2 separate regions of the Homo sapiens genome follow, and region 2 is linked to region 1. A link is an interaction called in ENCODE POLR2A ChIA-PET data of the cell type or tissue named here. Cell type or tissue: Panc1. All regions are shown on one strand.

Evidence for each region. Peaks named below come from ENCODE experiments on the same cell type or tissue, not always from the same donor. Only the 100,000 strongest peaks of a DNase experiment are listed, where the experiment ranks them.
Region 2: POLR2A ChIA-PET joins it to region 1 with 14 read pairs; 3 of 35 experiments call an interaction of 5 or more read pairs at or near these places.

What each region holds. Positions count from the first base shown.
Region 1 is chr1:84,711,150-84,713,649 of GRCh38, forward strand. No RefSeq gene overlaps it. Among named protein-coding and RNA genes, the nearest start is that of SSX2IP, 22 kb to the left of the region's middle. In Panc1, no CTCF peak of the experiment used is centred here; a DNase peak (open chromatin) is centred at 1,492.
Region 2 is chr1:84,631,695-84,634,194 of GRCh38, forward strand. LINC01555 (long intergenic non-protein coding RNA 1555) reads right to left here. Exons shown (of 3, transcript NR_027379.1): 2 at 1-52. All of the region lies in intron 3 of LOC124904206 (a long non-coding RNA gene), which reads left to right. Among named protein-coding and RNA genes, the nearest start is that of LINC01555, 2.1 kb to the right of the region's middle. In Panc1, a CTCF peak has its summit at 1,355; a DNase peak (open chromatin) is centred at 1,507.

The DNA.
Region 1 (2,500 bases):
CTGTTTGCATTTCTAAAATATGATGAACTATTTATAATCCCAACATTTCCAGAATTCAGCATATTTAAATGCTGCTAACTGACTTTACAAGCCAAGGGATTTAAGCTAGAACTGCAAGCAACATGGATAGAATAGTCAAACGCAGACCAGATGGCTCTTTAATGCAAGTGAAGTAGGCTGGTGGTAATGAAGTGTTATCTAAGGATTGGGAAAAAAAAAACAACCACACACTTCAAAAATATCTCTCTTATTCAAGAGTTTTGGTGCCTGAAACTCCACCTTTAGCAAATGGGGAAGGCAAAGGACATATGTTGCTTTTTGCCTGCCCAGCATCTATTCCTCCTACTGGTAACAAATCCAGTTTTGTTTTTCCTTAGGAAACTCCTTTCTCCAGCTCTTCTTCTCTTTTCTTTTTTCTTTTCTTTCTCTCTTTTTTTTTTTTTTTTTAAGAAACTATGTTGCCGAGGCTGGTCTTGACCTCCTGGCCTCAAACCATTCTCTCACTTTGGCCTCCTGAAGTGCTGGGATTACAGGCCTAAGTCACTGCATTTGGCCCTTCTAGCTTTTCTTGAAGCAATTAAGTGTAGTTAATTCTGATGCTAAATTTGGAAGTGGGCATCGTGAGAGGTAGTCTTGACCAATCAGAGAACTGCATCTTTCTGGCCTCAGCAAATGGTTAATGGACAGACATATAACCTGATGAGCTCCTGTTGTGGGATTATGGATGGAGGGACTGAGAAAGAGACAGTACTCCTTCCCTGGGAAAGCTAGCAGCAAGAGTGATATAAGCTTGGTTTGCCAGAGCTGTTCCGCCTTCTCCCCACCCACTCACTTAGACGAACCACTGTGGTGATGGGATTGGGGAACGCCTTTGTAGGCTTCTGCCTAGGCCTTAGAGTCAACCAACATGGCTCCCCAGTGACATTTTCTAGCTCTCTTAGATAACTAAGGATGATTCATTGACATCTGTAAAGCACTAACTTCCATGTTTTCCAAACAAATCCTAAAATACATGTTTCAGGAGAACCGTGTTACCCTATGTAAATGTGTGGTATTAATATTGCTGCTAATCCTCACACAAGAGGGAAAAAGAGATATCCATTTGTAAGGAATCACTGGAATTTCCTTATTTGTATCAGTCCTCTTGGAAAGAAGCTAAATGGATATTCATATTTTCCATTACAAAAGTAGAATATAAATACTGAATTTACTGTATATACAGTAAAGAAGTTCTGTATATTGGAAAGGTCTCAGAGTATTGTAATCAACAAGGACCTTTGAAACAAATCCATTTTGTTCCATCTTGGAAGTCTTCCATAGTGACTCACAAAGCCAACAGTGGGAAGAAAGGCATGGTAAGATTATTTCTCTGAGTTTATGTCTCTTCTCCCTCATTTCCAAATCTGGCAAGGTTCTAGAAGAAACCATCTACAGTGTGAGGGGAGGTGGCTTAACAGTGGGCCCATCTTATAAATGTTTAGGAGTAGAATGACACGAGTTTGTGCATATGTTTTGCTACTTCCGTTCCTACCTTCCCCCAAATCGCTTACTGTACACCTCCATTGAGACAGAGGATACTGTGTGACAGATAGTGCCCTAGGCCTCATGGATACAGCAACAAAAAAGACAGATAAAATTCTTATCTGGTGGAACTTATACTTTCTGTTGAATGCTACAGGGAGAAAACAAACAAATCAACCAACAAGGCAACTTCAGGTGGTGATCATAGTATGAAGAAAGTAAAATAAGGTGTGTGATAAAGAATGACGACCATGTGGGATACTTCAGGTAGGGTGGTCATTATAAAATTTCAGGGCAGAGCACTCCAGGTAGAGGGTACAGCAAGGGCAAAGGCCCAGAAGCCAGAACAAACTTGGCGTGTTCAGGGCATGGGAGAAGATCAGTGAGGGAGTATGTAGTGGTTTCCCATTGCTGCTCAAATCATCAGAAACTTAGTAGCTTAAGATAACACACATTTGGGCAGGGAGTGGTGGCTCACGCCTGTAATCCCAGCATCTATTCCTCCTTTGGGAGGCCGAGGTGGGTGGATCATGAGGTCAGGAGTTCAAGACCAGCCTGGCCAATATGGTGAAACCCTGTTTCTACTACAAATACAAAAATTAGCTGGGCGTGGCCAGGCGCGGTGGCTCACGCCTGTAATCCCAGCACTTTGGGAGGCTGAGGCGGGTGGATCACGAGGTCAGGAGATCAAGACCATCCTGGCTAACACGGTGAAACCCTGTCTCTACTAAAAAATACAAAAAATTAGCCAGGTGTGGTGGTGGGCGCCCGTAGTCCCAGCTACTTGGGAGGCTGAGGCAGGCGAATGGTGTGAACCTGGGAGACGGAGCTTGCAGTGAGCCGAGATTGCGCCACTGCACTCCAGCCTGGGCGACAGAGCAAGACTCCGTCTGAAGAAAAAAAAAAAAAAAAATTAGCTGGGCGTGGTAGAGTGTGCCTGTAATTCCAGCTACTCGGGAGACTGAGGCAGAGAATTGCT
Region 2 (2,500 bases), 79 kb before region 1:
TGGGACCCAGCATTTTCCATGGCAGGTCACCATCATGCCAGAAGAGCTGTTTCTGAAGCGAAGAAGCATCAATTCAATACAAATCCAGCAACAGCTGTCCATTCAACATCCCAACCTACATTTTTCTCTCTCAACCTTACATATGTTCTACCATGGTTTAGGTGGATACCAGAGTCCTGATCTTTCAGGTGTATTTCTGATCTTAAATATCAATTTTGCCCTATCATTCTGATGAAATACACATCTGATGAAATTTTTGAATAAGAACATATATGCTTACTTTTCTATGTCGTAGAGCATATTGGGTTTTTAATAATCTATAAATGAGTTAATTCTATTTTTTCTCTCTTTTTAGCTCCAGGCATTTTTTTAAAGTTTTAATTTTAAAAAGGCACAGAGAAACCTAGATTTTGGAGGCCCAATTCATATTGCATTTCTTGCAGAAAGCCTTTTTATACTAGTATAACCAGGAGATATTACACTCAAGCTGCTGTGAACAATTAACTTTCTGGCAGGTTACACATGACCATTATCACCGTCCTCTAAGGACCATAATGTCAAAAACAGTGGACTTCGGCCGCCAGCAGAAACTTGTTCTAGATATAACAGCTGCCCAGCACTACCGATTATGAGACACACCAATCAGAGCGTGGTTACTAAACAGCTGGGTACTGCTGGTGGTCTCTCCCCAGGCTCTCCAGGGAGCACTACAGGACTTCCCCACAGGCCCACATTCACCCAACATGGCCTTGAGCTGCCGAGGGACACCACCAATGATGGCAGTACAGACTCATCATTAGGAGTTTGCCAGGGGCCAGTTTTAGTTCTTCTCTTCCTAGGATAATTCACCCATTATCTAGAACTAACCTGATTAAAATAATGCTAGTGCCTCTGTCCATTTTCTTGATATTAATAATGGTAGGGATGAATAAACCTTCATGTCAATTAAATGTAGAAAACAGAAATGAATTCTTCCTGAGGTCCAGCTTAGTCATGTGTATGACAGTAAAAGATTTGCCTTCTAATAAGGGCAATATATTGAGTCCTACAATGTATCTCAACTCTGAAACTAATTTTCAATTAGGATATACTTCCCAATTTCCTGAAAAGCATGCATATGTCAGAAAGGTTCCCAGTATAAAAGTGTATTTTCCCAGATGGCTCATGATGGACCACATGCTCAGCTTGGAGAGAAAGAGGAAATTTACAAAAGCATAAAACGTGGTTCTGTTTTTCTCAGGGACCTTAGTTAAGGCAGAAAAATAAACTCATACAGCAACTGCAAATGAAAGAACTTCGTACCCACACACCCAAACACCAGGATTGGTGCATTAGTCTCCTAAGAGCCCTTCTTGCCCCCAGATCTGTTTCCCTTAGGTCATTCTCAGAACTGCCAAGTGAATTATTATTTAAAGTGTGAGTCATCTTTTTACTCCTCTGTATTACATCCTTCAGTGTTTCCAGGAAATGCCTTCAGGATAATGCCCAAGCTCCCCTTGAGGGATCAGATTCCAGACTATCTTGCTGGTCTGGTGTCTGGTCCCCTGCTTTGCCTTTTATGCTACCCAAAACCCCACTGTGAGTGGTGCCCTGGACATATCCCTCCTGGTTCACTCCTACTTATCCTTTAAGATACAGCTCAGGACACAAAACCATCCTCCCACTCTCATGAGGTACTGAGGAGTTCCCCTCTGCTGCACTCTCTCCAGGGAGATATCCACTCAAGATACAATCAATTACCTGGGTGTCTCCTTTTATACTGAGTTCATGAGGGCTCGGGACACAGCAGGTACTCAATAAATATTGGTTAAATTAACTTAGGAAATGCAGAGGAACCCTCCTTAAAGTTACTAATGACCACAATACTGCCAGCGTTTTTCTATATATTGTTTTCTTTATAACATTTGAACTTCCTTGGAATTCTCTCCTTCCTAAGGGTGGCTTTTTTTTTTTTTTTTTTGAGACAGGGTCTTGCTCTGTCACCCAGGCTGGAGTGCAGCGGTGCTATCACCACTGCACTGCAGCGTCAACCTGACCTCCTGGGCTCAAGTGATCCCCGCTTCAGCCTTCTGAGTAACTGGGACTACAAGCACACCACCATGCCTAGTTAATTTTTGTATTTTTTATAGAGGGAGGGTTTCACTATGTTGCCCAGGCTTGTCTCAAACTCCTGGGCTCAAGCAATCCACCTGCCTCCGCCTCCCAAAGTGCTGGGATTACAGACAAGAACCACCATGCCTGGCCTTGATATCTTCTTGATATTGACTCTCAACTCTCTGTCTCTTCACTCCATAAAAGAGCCTTTTCTTCCATATTTGCCTTTTCTTTTTTCTTTTTCTTTTCTCTTTTTTCTTTCTGAAGTAGAGACAGGGTCTCACTCTGTTGGCCAGGCTGGAGTGCAGTGGTGTGATCATAGCTCACTGCTGCCTTGAACTCCTGGGCTCAAGCAAACTTTCTGCCTCAGTTTCCCAAGTAGCTGGGACTATATGCATGTGCCACC